Linked DNA regions of Homo sapiens: region 1 is linked to region 2. Evidence: chromatin loops called from intact Hi-C (ENCODE). Cell type or tissue: endothelial cell of umbilical vein. All regions are shown on one strand. Each heading gives the region's core, and the rest is flanking DNA. Links, peaks and the distances in the headings are about the cores only. Region 1 overlaps PITPNM3 (PITPNM family member 3). Region 2 overlaps KIAA0753.

What was found. Peaks named below come from ENCODE experiments on the same cell type or tissue, not always from the same donor. Only the 100,000 strongest peaks of a DNase experiment are listed, where the experiment ranks them.
Region 1: a loop joins it to region 2, with 2.3 times the contacts of the local background. A loop is called at or near these places in 2 of 110 quality-filtered maps.

The regions. Positions count from the first base shown.
Region 1 is chr17:6,503,364-6,512,060 of GRCh38, reverse strand. PITPNM3 (PITPNM family member 3) reads left to right here. Exons shown (of 20, transcript NM_031220.4): 4 at 8,487-8,534. Among named protein-coding and RNA genes, the nearest start is that of PITPNM3, 49 kb to the left of the region's middle. In endothelial cell of umbilical vein, for the core only: no CTCF peak of the experiment used is centred there; DNase peaks (open chromatin) are centred at 4,290 and 6,050; H3K27ac peaks cover 1,117 bases.
Region 2 is chr17:6,571,462-6,580,079 of GRCh38, reverse strand. KIAA0753 reads left to right here. Exons shown (of 19, transcript NM_014804.3): 19 at 216-1,933. The coding sequence ends at 333. Among named protein-coding and RNA genes, the nearest start is that of PITPNM3, 19 kb to the right of the region's middle. In endothelial cell of umbilical vein, for the core only: no CTCF peak of the experiment used is centred there; a DNase peak (open chromatin) is centred at 4,679; H3K27ac peaks cover 514 bases.

The DNA.
Region 1 (8,697 bases), core at 330-8,329, 68 kb after region 2:
CTATGGAAGCCCAGACAATCGATCACAAGAGCTTTCTTTGCTTCTGTATTTTTCACCCATAAGCCTGCTGTTCCTTCTGTGCTGCCTCCATCACTGGCCACAGACCTTTCTTTTTTGAGATGGAGTCTCGCTCTGTCGCCCAGGCTGGAGTGCAGTGGTGTGATCTCAGTTCCTTGAAACCTCCACCTCCTGGGTTCAAGTGATTCTCCTGCCCCCCATGGCTAATTTTTTAAATATTTTTAGTAGAGATGGGGTTTCACTATGTTGGCCAGGTTGGTCTCAAACTCCTGACCTCATGATCCACCCACCTCGGCCTCCCTAAGTGCTGGGACTACAGGCGTGAGCCACTGTGCCTGGCCAAGCCACAGACCTTTCTTTGCAGGCTTGAGGTTATGGTTTTCTTTCTCCTGGGCTAGCCTTGTGAGCATTTGTCCTTTGCAGTCACACAAGGCTCCACACACTTGATTTTCTACTCTACTGTCGCCATCTTGAAATTTTTAATTAGTTTGAACAAAGGGACCCACATTTTCATTTTACACTGGGCCCTGAAAATTATGTAACCAGTCCTGCCTCCCTCCTTAGATCTCTCTGCCTTCTAACTTTTGGGGATGCCACACAGTTTCTGGTCTGCTAAGGACACTTCTTATTTTACAGTGCTACTAAAGATTAATTCACATAAAAATGCTTGATGTCATTTTCTAGGGATCTGGAGGAGGAGAAAAAGACTAGATCGTGTAGTCAGTTTACCATCTTTATCCAATCCTACCACGACACTTCTAAAATAGAAATCCAGTCCTATCATTCTGCCACGAAATTGGCAAGTAGGTCTTTGTTGACTGCAGTATGAAGTATAGATCCCCCAACCTGGCACCGAAGGCCATCCACAATGTGGTTCCAGCCTTCCTTCTAGCAATCATAAATTTCCAGAGTTAGTAAGTTTCCTATCACTACAGGAATCAAACAGCCCTGGGAGAGCTACCATGAGGGACATAAAGGGGCTGTCAAATTGTTGCTAAACCCAGTAATACCAAGGTTATCTCTGATTCTGATATTCATGGCTTCCTGGCCATCCCTCCCCTCCTCTTCCACCCCCACTGTCTCCTAGTCAAATGGCCAGGGGGCTGCTTGCAGAGAGATCCCTGGGCTCATGCGGAGCTCGTCAGCTTCCTGCCTTTGCCCCGGCTCTTCCCCTGACTTCATCTCTAGCTCCCACAATCCCATGCGCTGCCTCTGGGAAGCCTCCTTGATACTCCAGCCTCTCCCAGACCACTGTCCTCATGCCCAGCACAGCTGAGTTGGTCTCTTGTCTGTAGCACGGACCACTCTGCTGACAGCTGTGCTTTTCTGGGTGTGTCCCTTTCCTCCCTGTCTGAGCCCAAAGTGGTGAGGGGCTCACTGTGCACTCATACATTCCTTCCCTCACTTATGCATGCAATGCACAGGAATGGACACTTACTCTGTGTCAGACCCTGTGCTGGTCACTGCAGGGGACACACAGATGACTCAGAAGTGGACTCAGAATTGACCGGCTCCCAGACGGGGGTGGGGCAGTGACAGTCCAGTGAGCTAATTGCTCTAACAAGATGGGGAACAAGGCACAGAGGGCTGAAAGAGGAGGTAGCGCTGGAGCTGCCACATGAGGAGGTAAGGAGGCTTTGCTGGGGTTGGGACAGACCAGTGAGGGCAGAGGGAGCTGCAGGGACAAAGGTACGGAGGGAGGTGTGGGAAGCAGGGAGATTTGGAGAGTTTGTCTTGACTGAGGTTGGACAATCTATGAGGTTGTCATTCCTTAAATGACAGCTCATAGATTGTTAGTATAAATTGTCCTGGAAGAGATATAAAAACCCCAAGCATAAAAGAATAGTGAGATGACAAGATTTGTCAAGGACTAAGCGGAATTTAGCCCAGGAAGGCAAAGTTATTCAGTATGTGAAAATCAATCGATGTAACATACCATACGGATGAAATAAAAGACATGGGAAAGACGTAGAATAAAAGGTATGGGAAGAATGGAGATTTGGGGAGTTTGTCCTGTCTGAGGTTGGGGTGTGGAGCATTGGGCTGGGGGTGAGGTGTGGAGCTAGGGGGTGGTAAAAAGGGGTGGGAGGTCTTGGAAAAGAGGCAGGGGTGGAAAAGCTGGAGATGAAGGCCTTGAATGCCAGGCTGAGGAGTTAGGGGCCTTCTTGGGAGTGCCCCTGTGGATCCACTGAATGGTTTAAGCAGGGGAGCGGAGAGCCACTTTTTAGAAAGATTATTCTAGAAGCCAATGTGGAGGAGAACAGGAGGGGCCGGGGAATGAGTGCAGGGGCTTACGCTGGGCCAGGTGAAGGGTAATGAGCGTGAGTCTCAACCTGCAGCTCAGGGGAGGCTCCATGCTGGGAGTGGCCTGAGCAGGGAGGAGCATGCAGGGGAGGCTCCATGTTGGGAGTGGCCTGAGCAGGGAGGGAGCATGCAGGTCTTCGCTCCTCAGCCAGGCTTCATGAGCAAAGCCACCAGTCTGGCCCGGAGCCTGGCCAGGGCTCCCAATGCCCAGTAAGGGGAGAGCCCAGGGCAAATTCCGGCTTCAGCGGCTCCTGTCTCTGCTCCAGAGGGGCTGTTCCTGACACTTTCTGGTTTATCAGGAGAATTCCCAATTCTTTATTCTCCAAGGCCCCGTCTGTCTGAATCACTCTCTCCGCAGCCACCAACTCTCCAGTGTGATGCAGGAAGGCTCTCCTGTTTCAGAAGTTTGCCACACACTTTGCTGTTCTTGGCCACACACTTTGCTTCTCTTGCACTTGGGGAACTCATGATTTGTTGGGAGGGGATTGGAAGAAGAGTTATAAAATCACTCAGGAAACCGTTAGCGGGACTCAGAAGCATCTTCTCAGAAAAGATGATGTGGCTCAGCCTTCCAGGGCTGTGTGAGTTCAGGACAGGCAAGATTGGTGGGGCCCAGAGCCTGGGGTGCATGACAAAACTCTGCCTTCCCAGTTCCTTGTAGCCCATCCTGTCTGCAGGAGTTTCTGGCAGCTCCTCCACTTGAAACAAGCTCCAGCAGAGGCAAAGCTGTCAGGCCCATGAGCCTTGCAAAGCTCTAGGCTAAGTGGGGTCTCATTTAGGTGGCAGCTGAGCCAGCTGCACAGTTGGTTAATCACCCTCGTCCTGGGAGCCTGCTAAATCAGGAAGCCAGGTTCAAGCCGGCTCCTCCCTCGCTGGCGGTTTCCAGGGAAGATGGAGCTGGCTTGGACTGGGCAGGCAAGCCCGGCTTCCTACTGTCCGGGCGCCACACTTACCTCATCAAACAGCAGGCTTATTCCTGACCCCGTCGGTGGCCTCACCAGCCCTGGGAACCCTGGGATGCCTGGCTCAGGCTGCGCTGCAGGAGAGACGAAGCCCGAGGCAAACACCAGCCAGTCCCCAAGCCTCTGGACGCATCCTCTCTGCACCCCTTGCAAATGTCCCCTTCTCTGCTCCCGTCCTCCTCACCCCTCAGCCCCTGACTGTGGCAGCCTTTCGCTGTCCCATGCCTTCCTCCTCCAGGAAGCACTACCCAGGCTGCCTGAGCCGTCCTGGGAAGCCACTGCTCTAGGAAGCCCCCGACCAATAGGAGGCGGGGTGAAATTGTGGGAAGAGCCCTTCCCAGTATTGGGGTGTCCAAGGGACCAGATCTCAACGTTGGGGAAGTGACTTTACCTCGCTGAGGCTCAGCAGCCTTATTGCATAGGCATGGAAGCCAACGATTTCATGTGCGGGAAAGCACTAGGCAAGCCAGAAAGCACCTGCGTGCCCAGGTGCAGCCTTCAAGGCTTATGCAGCTGAGGCCGCACTCAGGGCTGGCTTTGAGGAGTCCCAGAGCTTGGTCCCGACCTCCTTTCTGACATTTTCCCTCTTCTTACCCACGTGAAGCTTGCGCACTGGCGTTTCCAGGACACTCACCTCCTGGCCTCTTGGCACCTGGGTCCCCGAGCTTCTTCCGGCCTCTGAACTCTGCATTCCCAGCAACCCCAGCTGCATCCCCAGCAACCCCAGCAACCCCAGCATTCCCAGCAACCCCAGCTGCATCCCCAGCATTCCCAGCAACCCCAGCTGCATCCCCAGCATTCCCAGCAACCCCAGCTCTCATCCTTGCCCACCTCCCCAACTTTCCCACCTCCCCACCTCTGGACATCCTGCCCAGGCTAAGTCATATTTACACCCTGGTAATGAAAGTATTGGATGGTCTGGAGAACTCATAAACTGTCTCCGTGAGTACCGACTATGGACTTGGCATGAGAATGTGGAGGTAATGACTCAGACCCGGCTCCTCCCTGCGCTGGAGTCCTCCCCTCCTCCAGGGCCTGACACATAGTAGATGCCCGAGAAATGCCAGAAGTGTCTGTGTTATAGTCAGGGCTCAGGGCCAGTGCTCCAGAGGGCTGCAGGTATTGGGTTTGCTGTTCTGAAGTCCGAATGGTGTTATCTTCAAGTCTGTGTTTTTGTGTTTTGTTTTTTTTTTTAAATGGAGTCTCACTCCGTTGCCCAGGCTGGAGTGCAGTGGCACTATCTCGGCTCACTGCTACCCCTGCCTCCTGGGTTCAAGTGATTCTCCTGCCTCAGCCTCCCTAGTAGCTGGGATTACAGGCATGCGCCACCACGCCCAGCTAATTTTTGTATTTTTAGTAGAGACGGGGTTTCACCATGTTGGCCAGGCTGGTCTCAAACTCCTGACCTCAGGTGGTCCACCCACCTTGGCCTCCCAAAGTGCTAAGTTTACAGGCGTGAGCCACCATGCCCGGCCAAGTTTGTGTTTTGTGAGTGAAGTCTGACGGGACAGTGCATATGTGTGGGGGTACTTGGTGGGCGGCTCTCACATGGTCCTGCCTCCTGCCGCCTTGAAGCCTCCTGGGATCTTGGCCTGCTGCTCTCCTGCCCTCTGGCTTCTCAGCCCCACCCCCACCCAGCTTTCTTCTCCTTCCCCTGCCCATGGACAGCCGCTGGCCTCCCTCCAAGCCAGAGCCTGGGAGCAGGCAGGGCTGAGGTTAGGTGCTTATACTCCACCATGTCTTGGGGCGAGGCAGCTGTCCCCACCCTGGGCTGGCAGTGCCATAGAGCATTCCAAGGGTGATTCAGAGGGAAAAAACCTCTCACTCAACTAGTGCGTTTCAGCATGGAGGTTGCAATACTCTTGTCTACCCTGGATGGGGCCAGCAGGCCTGTGGGAGGGGTGCATGCTTGGCTCAACTTTCCAACTGTCACTCACAGCATGGTTTGTTTGGCCCAGTGGCTGGCAGGAGGGGGATCCTGGGTGCTGGTGGAGCCTGTGTGTACGTGCCAAGCTAAGGAGCAGGGACCCTGGGGCCTGGGAGGGCCTGCACTCATCCCTCAAGTCTCCCTGGGCATGAGGAAATACAGTAGCAAATAGAAAACACTGGCCGGGCGCGGTGGCTCACGCCTGTAATCCCAGCCCTTTGGGAGGCCGAGGTGGGCAGATCACCAGGTCAAGAGACTGAGACCATCTTGGCCAACATGGTAAAACCCCATCTTTACTAAAAATACAAAAATTAGCCGGGTGTGGTGGCGGGTGCCTGTAGTCCCAGCTACTTGGGAGGCTGAGGCAGGAGAATCGCTTGAACCTGGGAGGCGGAGGTTACAGTGAGCCGAAATCGCACCATTGCACTCCAGCCTGGTGACAGAATGAGACTCTGTCAAAAAAAAAAAAAGAGAGAAAGGAAAAGAAAAGAATAGAAAGGAAGGAAGGAAGGAGAGAAAGAAAGAAAACACCATAACAGGTTTTAGAGCATCCTCAGGGAAAAGGAAAAATGTTATATTTTAGTACCTTTAGCAACATTTTTTTTTTCTGTTTGAACAAGGGACCCGGCATTTCCTTTTTGCATGAGGCCTTCCTCATTATGCAGCTGGTTTTGGTGGAGTATGATAGAAAAAGCAGGAGGTTTGGATTTGGAAGAGTCTGCAAGCTCCTTCACCTCTTCAGGCCTTGGTTTTCTTATCTGTAAATGGGCTTCCTGCCTTCCTTCCTTCTTATCTGTAAATGGGACCATGCTCTCTCACACCCCCGCTTTGCCTTGAACTTGGCATTCCATAAACATGATCTTGCTGGCTGCTTGGAATGCCATGCCCTTTCCTCTACTGTCAAAACTGAAATCTCTGCTCTGGCACAAGCTTCCTTGGAGTCCTCAGTCAGAATGAATCTTTCCCTCCCCGTCTCTCCCCGCCGGTCTCGCCTCTCATTGCAGTTAGCCGTGTGCTTCTCTGCACAGAGGTGTTCTTGCTCCTCACTCACTCTGACTTCCTCATCTCTGTATCCTCCATGGCCCCTAGCATGGGGCTTGGCCCATAGAAGGCGTTTTTTGAATGCATGTCTTATGTCTTAATTTCTCTGCTAGGCCCCAGCTCTGCTGGGTGGTCAAAGTTGACTTCTTAGGGACGCCAGAGTTTCATGGGCCTTAGCTGGTGCTCAGACATGGTGCTGGTCTTCGCTCCCTGACCTGTGTATTGGATACTGGGTCATTCCTTGTTTCTGTCCACATCTGTGCTGCTGTTGCACCTGGGAAACAGTCTGCGTCCATCCTATTGTGCTGTGTGGGGACTGCTCTATGACGGTGTCCAGGTCTCTGTTCTCTATCTGGGCCCCTCTTGGGCCTAGGCTTTGTCACGGCCCCTAGGTCTAGGGAGTGCTGTGAGCTGGCATCTAGCATTAACCATTGATTGTCTCTATCTGGCTGCACCTGGGATCATGATGAAGACAAAAGGGACAAGGTCTTGAATCAATGGTTAGAAGTAAACAAGTAAATAAAACAAGAATCAGAGCCATCCTCACTTATTGAACACCTGTTTTGTGCCTGACTGTGTTCTGAAGGCTTTACATATATATATATATATATATTTTATTTGTCTTCTTTTTTGGAGACGGAGTCTCATTCTGTCACCCAGGCTGGAGTGCAGTGGCGTGATCTCGGCTCACTGCAACCTCCACCTCCTGGGTTCAAGCAATTCTCCTGCCTCAGCCTCCCGAGTAGCTTCGGGATTATAGATATGCGCCACCACGCCTGGCTAGTTTTTGTATTTTAGTAGAGACAGGGTTCCACCATGTTGGCCAGGCTGGTCTCAAACCCCTGACCTCAGGTGATCCGCCCACCTCTGTCTCCCAAAGTGCTGGGATTACAGGCATGAGCCACCGTGCCTAGCCGGCTTTACATATATTAATCATTTAATATCCACAGTAACCCTCCGAGGCAAGTACCAGTACTATCCCCATTTTATAGATTGGAAGATTGAGGCATATACAGGTTGTGTAACTTGCCCAAGGGTGCATGGTTCGTAAGTGAAGAAGCTGGCATTTGAATCCAGGTATCCAATTATAATGCAGTGTCACTCAAGGGCTTTCAGGACCTGGAGGTTCTTAGCGAGCACTGGATCCGTGCTATCTTGTAGGAATGAACCCAGAGAGGGAGAGTGCTGTGCCTTACATCACACAGCAGGCCAGAGGGAGCCTAAAATGGAGTCAGCCTCCAGATTCCAGCTGGACACTCTTCCCATTGTTTACCCCTGCCTGCTTTTGAGAGAGCCCGGGGGCCATGACCCCAGGATTCAGGGGACGTGGGCCATGAAGATGGCCCTGGCAGGCAGAGGGCTACAGAAACAGGGTGATGGATTCTAATGAATCCATCTGGAGAACACCTGGAGAAGTTCATTCTGATGAACACCTGGAGAAGTTTCATGTGAGAGGCAGGCACGGGGTTGTGAGAGGCAGGCATGGGGTCAGGAGAGGAGTCATCTACCAGGCCCTGGAGTGTGGGCTGTGGAGATGGAGGAGGTTCTTAGACTGGAGTTGCCCTTCAGTTCTGTAGGGGAAGAAATGAGGTAGCTTTGCATGGGGAAGGATTCTCGAGTCCCTTGGGGAGACCAGGAGGTGACTTCGCTTTCTGCCTTGGAAACCTTCCTCAGAGACCTGGGGCCCTAGAGGAAGCCACAGACACATTTTGGGAGGGGCCGCAGACTTCTAGGGAAGCTTTGGTCATGGGGAGTGTGCAGTGTTTGGGAGTGGCCACAGAAGACGTCTGGGGGGCAGTGGGATATGCAGATCCAGAGCTAAGGGGAGAGGCCTGGGCCAGAGGCAGAGCCCTGGCAGTGGTTTGTGGGCTTGGAGTTCAGTGTGGACCCTCAGAGGAGAGAGTGAGTATAGAGAGGCAGGCAGCTCCTGGGAAGCCGCTGCTTTATAGAGGAGGGAGGAGAGGAGGAGCTGGAGGACAAGACAGAGGTGAAAACGCCTGAGGAGGCAGAGGAGCCAGGCCGTACTCTCCCCAGAAATGGCATCAGGTGTGGCATGAAGGGCCAAGGGCTAGGTCAGGTCAGGGCAGAGCAGGGCATGAAGTGGTAGGAGATACTTCTGCCCATCCCAAGCTCTAGAGTGAGGGTCAGAGGCAGCTCCAAGCAGCCTCCCTGGGAAACACAGTGCCTGGCAACAGTGTCAAGGATCTGCTCATGTTTCTTTTCTTTTTCTGCAGGAGAAGGGACCGCGCCGTGCACATCCAGCATCCTCCAGGAGAAGCAGCGTGAGTCAAGCCTGACCCTGTGGGGTCATTTCTTCCCCTTGGATGGGTGCAAGCTCATTGAGCCTGGGTCCCCTCTCATCCACTCAGAGCCTGAAAGGATGGCAGGATCCCTGCCATCTTGCCTGCAGGCAGTACCGGAGGGCCTGGGGTCACTCAGCCTGAG
Region 2 (8,618 bases), core at 1-8,000:
TGAGTAACAGGGTTTATAGGTGTGCATGCCACCACGCCCGGCTAATTTTATGTATTTTTAGTAGAGACCGGGTTTCACCATGTTGGCCAGGCTGGTCTCAAACTCCTGACCTCAGGTGATCTGTCCATCTTGGCCTCCCAAAGTGCTGGGATGACAGGTGTGAGCCACCGCGCCTGGCCTTGTACATACCTTTAGTTGTGTTGTTTGTCTTCCAGCTTTTCAGAAGAGCTGGTAGATGAAGCTCTGGGTGCTGTGGCTGCTGAACTTCAGGATATGTGCGAAGATTATGCAGAAGCTGTGTTCACCTCAGAATTCTTAGAGGCTGCTACATAAAGGCTCTCTGAGGCGAGGCCATTTGTGTCACACTGGAGAAGGGATGGCACCACCCTTTGTTTTGGCCCACAGGAAATTTTCATCCTCAGCTGTCCATCCAGGCCCAGAAGGTGCTGCCCACTGAAAGGAAGGCAGTGCCGGGGAGGTCATCCTCACTTTGCATTTTCTTTTGTCATGGCAATGGTTCTGGAAATGTATGATGCAATGTATCACACTTATCAGTGCCCAGGCAACACAACTTGATTATGGCAATATTTTCAGAATGTGTACTTTTCCTATTGAAATACCATGTTCATTCCTCTGGCTCAGTTTGGTGATGAAAATGTTTTGAAAGATAATCGATACGTATATTTCACACAAGGATTCAGGTTGCTGTTGAACCCTTGCTGGCATTGATACCAACACAAGTGCGGCTACTAGCTGGTCCCATCACGGGGCCCCTGTTTTGCATCTTTGGCGATTTCCTGTCAGGACCTCTGGCCCTACTAGGCTGTAGACTCAGGGAGAGCACAGTCTGGCTGTGCTGCCAAACCTCTCCTCTGCTGCAGTTTATTCCAAACAGGAGCCCCCTGGCTGTCAGTGCACAATAATAGACACACATTTCTTCAACGTTCCATTCCTAGGTGATTTTCACATTTTTAGTTCCTCAGCATATTTTATTGCTGTGTGTTGACACAATCTGGTATAAAAAACTTTCTCTGGATTCAGAGGAAGTTTGAGGAATCAGGAGAGGACCAGGCCTTCTCCTGTGCCTGGGTGAAGGTACAGACCTCGCTGTGTCTCCGATGAGGTCAGAAGTGTCTCTATTTCATACCACAAAGGAACCCAAGTGGGAGTAGGGAACAGATGGATGGCGCGAAGACCTCTGTGTCTCCCCAGAGAAAGGAAGAAACTTAAGAACCATCATAGCCTGGTCCTCCAACATCTTACAGATCATGTTTTCCAAGAGAAAAGCCTGTGTTTTCAGAAACTCTGAATTCAGAAAAAGAAACGGAATGTGCGTAAGAATCAGGCCACTGCCTGGAAAGACTTTCTCTCAATTCGTAGCCTGAGGCTCAGTGAAGGAAACATGCAGAAAGAATGCCTGAGACGCCCCCAGGGAATAAGGGAACTCTTTATAACCTGTCCAGTGCCGTCATCTGGGATTTTTCTCTGAAGTACAAGAATTTCAGGTGATTTAAGCTGCTTGATCACACTTATTTGTGCAAAATTGATTTTCATTTAATGTTAATGTTTTCCTGCTTAATTTTATATAACTTCAGAATGTAAAGAGCTTCAAGGTAAATTACAGGGTGTTTAACCTGGGGAGTTAAATGTGTACACTTGAATTAATAGGAGCACCGGTTGTTGCTAGTATAAAGTAATTTGTGTGGCAGTTTGTACTGTGCTGAGTTTTTAAAATAAACCCAATATTTTAAAGTATGTGCCTATTTTAAATAACTTACATCTCCTTTTTTTCCCACAGGCAAAGTGAAATGTGATTTACAGAAACCACTGAGAATACTTTTATATGTGATATGACTATAGTGGATTATTTGCCACCCCTTCCCCCCGAGAAAAAAATTAGTGACAATAAAAGCTAACATTTATTGAGCACCTACTAGAGCATTGCTCTCCGTGCTTGCCATGTAGTAACTTATTTAATCCTCACCTCATCTCTGTGAGGTGGAGAGCATCATTGTTCCCATTGTATAGATGAATAAAACGAGGCACAGGAGGAGATAATTTGACCAAACAAACTTGGAGTTTACCTGAGCTCATCTTCCTGCCTTTCCCTATCCCCACTCGGCGTGTGCTGGGGCAGTCCCATTCTCACACTTCCTGTTGCAGCTTGTGTCCTGAAAGGCCGAGCCCAGGCTTTGCCTTGTTTCAGGATCTTCCCACTCTCTCCTGCTCCTCCCACCAGGTGGATCTGCCTTTCTCTGACTCATGTGGGTGGAGCTTCAACCAGCCCCAGTGTCCAGGTGTCAACTTTATATCCCTGGCCCATCGCAAACATCCACAGCCAGAGCATTCTCCAAAGACACAAAAATATACTGCAAGAAATAAACATTTTTCTTTGCAAATGGAAGCTAAATCCTTAGAATATAAAAGTTCCCGTTTATCGCCTCGCAGCCAGCCCAGACATCTAGAATTTTTTGTTCTTCATGAACAAGGGCTGACCGTACATCATTCTGTAATTCCCTTCAGCTTTCTCACGAACTATTCGTGTACTATTTCAGAAGCAGAAACACACGAGTTCAGTGTTTTTGTGTTGCATACGCCGTCCCCAGTGTACAGAGACATGAAAATGCACTCCGAGCGCTCCACCGGCACAGCTTGGTCACACGGGATTTCTGTCTGTTTCTGTGCTTACCTCTAGTCTGTTTAGCTCCTTGAGGGCAGGGACCCTGCCTAGCTTGTAGTTGGTGCTCAGTAAATTCTTCTGAATTAATGAAAGGTGAAGGGCAGGCTGATTGACTTTATACGGGGGGGTCTGTCACATCTCATATAGTCCACAGAAATCTATGATGTCCTTTTGTGACCCCGAGATAGAATGCCATTTGAGAACTATAATTCCATCTTGGAGGTACTGCTGCCATTGCAATTCCAGCTCAGATGGCAAGAACTTGCTTCCTTCCTCCTAGAGCAGGGCATGGGCCTCAGCCTCATGCTGCTCCTGACCTTGAGCGAGCCTTGGTCAGGGTGCTCCTGGGGACTAAGCTGGGGCGGCCCAGGGACTGGAGAAGAAGACAGAAGGATGTGCATGGGAGCCCCTTGCCTCTTGTGTTCTGTTACTATTTCAGCACTGTGGTCCCTTCTCCCTCTGCCCGCCGGAGCTGGGGTTTGGAGGAGAGATGGTGAGGAGAGAAGCGCTTTCCTCACTCCACTTCCTCCCTGGGCTCACGGTTCCTGCTTTCCTGAAGGTGGTCCGAGTGTGTTTGTGTGTGTGTGTGTTGGGGGAGTGGGGGAGGTGGAGGCATGAACTGCACTGTGGCCAGTGGGTCTGAAAGGCAGAAGGAAGGGCCTGAGGGAAGCCCCAGGGCCAACAGCAAGAGGAAGGGTCCAAGTCAGAAAGTCCCCTGTGCTCTCTGTGACAGTGTAGGTTTCCATCACGCTTCTGTGTTTCTGAGAGGAGCTCTCTTTATTTTAGCAACGTGAGACAGTAGTGAGAATTCCCTGCAGAGCCTGTAAATTCAGGGGTGTCCACATCATCATGGGCTTATGATCACCACAGAAGTGACCTTTGGGAGGGGCCAGCCTGTGAAAGGGCTCCTGGTTCTCTGGGCTCTTGAAGAGCAGCAGAAGGGCAGTGGCCTTGCCCCACTGAGCTCCATTAGTTCAGGAGCCGAGATCTCAGATCTGTTTCCACACTGGCATGTTGACTGAGTCCAATAACGTGGGCCTGGATTGGAGGGGCTTCCACCTGACATCCTGTGTACTTCCTATCAGTCCTCAGTAAGGGCCCCAGGAAATCCCAGATAGGGACCCTGGGCTGGTTGTCAGGCCCAAGTGAACTCAGGCAACAGACCCAGCAGGATCATTCCCCGACCTGGAGTGCACAGCTGGCTTCCGGAGTCAGGGCTCCCCTCCCGGTTCAGCTCCAGTGCTGGGTTCCCCTCTTGCCAGCCTGTCCAGGACCTTGCTCCACCTTCCCCAGTCTTCTCCCCAAGCCTGCACCTGCCTTCCCAGATGACCCCTTTATCCTTTATTTGCTGCTTTCCCTAGAGTCCCCTTGGCTGTTCTTGACCTCATATACCTGGAAATCCTTTCCTTGAACCAGACCTGCAGGCTTTTACTATTTTCCCTGGCTCGCTTTCCATCCATCCAACTGGACTTCTGCCTGTGGCCTGGAGTTAGGTCCATCCGTTCCCACCACTAAGGCTGCCTTCCAGCCCCCCACCTTGTCACAGCTGGCTACTCCCCTTGAGGAGTCCAAGCCACTCGCATGTGCTGTCCTCTCTCTCCCTGGTGGTGTCATTCCCCATGACACTCTGGGTCTCATAGTTTTATCTCTCCCTCCACTCATTCCAACACCTCAAAATCCTTTCTGGAGAACCTTCAAAGGTCTTACCCAGTCGTTTCTGGGGCACTTTTACCCCAAAGAGCACCCTTAAATACTATCTCAGCTGAGACCCCGTCCACCTCCATGTCCTCTAAAACCCCTTCTGGTCACTGCTGTCCCTTTGCTTTCACTGCAGCCCTCCACCCCGTCCCCTTTTACCCTCCCGACTGGGGATCTCTCCTCTTGTGTTGCTCTGCGGCCTCCTCCACCCCCACACTTCCTCTCTGCCTGCCCCGCTGAACTTAGTCATGCGTTTCCCTTCTGGTCGGCTTGGCTCCCCAGAATCTCCCACCCACACATCGTTCCTCTGTCTTCACTGTGGGTCTTGGTGAGGTCAGCCTAAGGCCTCTCACTCCTGGCCTGCAGAGCCCTGCAGAAGGTCACCGTGCCTGTGTCCCGGAAGCCCACAGCACATTCCTGCCACCTGCCACAGGGAGGCCCTCAGTGCTCCGAGATAGCTCTATCCATGCCTGGCAAGTCTTGTGGACTGGGGAGAATTCTAGGGAGACTTCCGGCTCTGAAATGCCGCGATCACGAGGGGCAGGAGCATTCAGATCCCAGACATGTCGGCTCTGCCATCTGCCCTGCAGCCCCAGTGGTCCCTAAGCCTGAGCTGAATTTGACCGAGGAAGCCCTCAGCGGACACTGATTTCTCGAGTGCATACAGGAAGCAGGGAGTCCAGGGAGCCGTGGAGATCAAACTGGCCACCAAACTTGTGCAGCCACCGTCCTGTGTGGCCCTAAAGACCTCCCGGGGGAGAGTGGCATCTCCAGGGCCAGGCTCAATAAGAGATTTGGCTTTTCTTAACCATAATTAGCCAACACATTGCTTCTGGAGAGTTACTAGAGGTCAAAAAAGTTCCCTGAATGCTTTGAACAACAGCTCACGTATTAGCTGGCACTTTACAATTTATAAAATGCATTTACATATATTCTTTCCTTACATCACTATAACCACTCCTGTTTTGTATACCAACAGTAGTTCAGCTCATTAAGAATTCGAGCCACAAGTTAAATTCCTGTGTGATTTTCATGCCTTGGTTTCCTAATAGGTGAAATGGGGATGAAAAAATAGCACCCACCCAAGGTTTTTGTGAGGATTAAGGGAAATGCCCATGAAACCACTTAGAATAACGCTGAGCAGACAGTAAGTGCTCAATAAATGTTACCTATTAGACTCCCCACTGAGAACCTCGTAAGAGGGAACCTTTCAGCTTGTCGCGCAGGCTTGGTTCCGAAGTGTGTCCCTGGCCTCCTTCCACCCATTGCACTCTCTCTCCTGCTCACAATCCTGTGTCTTTCCTTGCCTCACCTGTCACACTAGACACTCGGCAACACTTTTCCTGGCCTGGCCTTTGGCTGCTCTGAGTCACATACACATCTGGCTTCCCCCTCCAGCTGGTCCGCCTGGGCTGCCTCAGTGGACGCCCTTGCTCTAGGGCTTCCGGTGCCACCAGAAGTTTCTAAACTGGACCGCGTCCTTATGGGGTAGTTGAAGTATTAGCCCCATTTTACAGACGAAGAAACTGAGGTTTGTAGAAATTAAGGGGCTTGCTCCGTGTCATGCAGACATGGGGACAGGGCCAGAACTCAACCTGGGTCCTCTGACTTCAAGTCTAGTAGCCTTTCCATTCTGCCACACAGTTTGATCTTTCTCCCAAGTAGATGATTTTTAGATGGCTTAGGAAATCTTAGCAGATGTCAAACATAAGGGCAGTCTCCATTTTTTAAAAAATCAGCAAATATTTTCTATGGTCCCGCTCTTCGCCAGGCACAGTGGTGCTTAGTTCTGGGCATATAAAGAGGACTGAGATGTCTTGCTTCATTTTCTTTTTCTTTTCTTTTCTTTTCTTTTCTTTTTTTTTTTTTTTTTTTTTTTTGAGACAGTCTCGCTCTGTCCTCCAGGCTGGAGTGCAATGGCACAATCTCAGCTCACTGCAACCTCCGCCTCCTGGTTTCAAGTGATTCTCCTGCCTCTGCCTCCCACGTAGCTGGGATTACAGGCGCCTACTATGCCCTTGCTTCACTTTCTAACATGGCCCAGCACAGTGACCAGGTCAGAGCTGAGCTGCAGCCTCAGTTTCTAGCCACTCCATCAGGGTCTGCTTTCCTGAGCCCCTACACTCCTGCTGGGGCTGGAAACCCCGCCCACAGAGTAGCGATCACCCCACTGCTTGGGTGCTATGTCCTAGGTGCTTTATTTATATCACCTCATCTGAATCTCACACTAGCATTGAAATACAGAGTATCATCCCATTTTACAGATGAAACAGAAACCAAGCAAAGTGCAGATTTTCCCATCTGGAAAGTGGTTGTCACCGGGTCTCGTTATGGATTTGATATTCTTCCCAGCATACTGTAGTGCTGCTCCCTGGACCCTGGCATCCAGCCTGCCGCTGGCCAGGCCCCCGTCTCAGAGTCTTCTGCCAGGAGCTGGGGCTCTGCTCTGAAGGCACAAGTCAGGCAGCGGCCGCATGCTGTGCTGTGGTCTCACCTGTGGCCTTGCCCGCCTGTGCCAGCTGACTGTGAATTGGATGTGCCAGTACCAGCCCTAGCCTGGGCTGTCTCTGGGCCGGCTGTGCCCATGCAGTGCTGTTCCCCAGGTGACTTTCTGCTGCACCCAGGCCAGCCTCCACAAAGCCAGCATCCCCCGCGCTCCTGTCTAGTTTCCTCACCTGCCTCCCAAAGGCAGCATTCTCAGGCAGCCTCTCCCCACATGGTGGCAAAAATGGGCCCAGCAGCCTCAGCCTGATGTTCTCTCTATTTAGCAATCACAGCAGAAAAGAAGAGCCCGTGATCCCCAAGAGAGCAAGCCAATGCCCCTGGGTTACTGGTCTCTGCCTCTGATTGGCCCACCTTGAGTAACAAGCCCATCTCCCGTCGAATCCCTATGCTCTGATTGGTCAAATGGGAGTCATATGTCCACCCCCGGAAAAGGGGATGGATCAGCATCATCTCAGCTACAGGGACTGAACGTGGGGCAGGCAGCTCCTCCGAGGAAGATGGGGGCCCTGTTACCTGAAGCGGAGGGAGTTGACACTGGACAGGCACAAACTGCCACTGCACATATAAAAAGCAGCGCGCCTGGTCATAGACAGTTTTCAATTTGCATTACCATTCATGTAAGGTTCACTACATACTACAGAAATGCAAAGAGAGGCCGGGCGTGGTGGCTCATGCCTGTCATCTCCGCACTTTGGGAGGCCGAGGCGGATGGATTACTTGAGGTCAGGAGTTCGAGACCAGCCTGGCCAACATGGTGAAACCCCGTCTCTACTAAAAATACAAAAATTAGCCTGGCATGGTGGTGCACGCCTGTAGTCCCAGCTACTCAGGAGACTGAGGCAGGAGAATCACTTGAATCTGGGAGGCGGAGCTTGCAGTGAGTCTAGATCATGCCACTGCACTCCAGCCTGTGTGACAGAGTGAGACTCTGTCTCAAAAAAAAAAAAAAAAAAAAAGAAAAAAGAAAAAGAAAAAAAGAAAAAAGAAACACAAAGAGAGTTTAGACACAGACCTTTTCAAAGCAGAATAAAAACAAAGCAGGAGGAGAGGGAAGCTAGCGTACTGTGGTTGTACATTGCAAGGGGCGATTCACTGTTACTGAGTGAGGGTTGTGGTTTTGATGGTCTTCATGGAGGAGGTGGCTTTGAATTAGGCCTTGAAAGATAGTTGACGCTTTTCCAAAGCGTGAAGTCTTGAAAGTGGGGGACATAGGTGTGAACACAGTGCGATTAGACAGCAAAGGTGCTGGCGGTATTTACCAGAGCCGAGAGGTCCACACTGCCATCTCAGCCCTACGCAGGTGAGCAGGAGAGCACCCTGTACCCCAGGAGGCTGAATGCATTGGAGGCACTGAGGAGTGGCCTCAACAGCTCATTACTCCACCGGGCAAAGAATTTCATCCAGCTTCAAGAAGATGCTGTTGAGTAGGAATAGACAGCTTCCCCCATCCTGTCCTCCCTCCCTCCCTTTGAAAGCAAGACTTACCTCGGATTGCCCTTGCTCACGCTTTCTAATCTTTATTCTGTTTCTAAATGGGGGAGTCTACCGGGACCCCCAGGCCCTTGTCAAGTGCTCCATCTGTATTTAATCAATCCCTCCTCTGAAATCCAATCCGTCATAAATTCCAGCCGCACAATAAATGTGTAGAGAGGTCTGCAGGCATGGGCTTTTATAGTCAAAGAGAAACAGAATTGGTGCCCAAATGATTGAATGGAGAACAATGGGACTCCGAGAG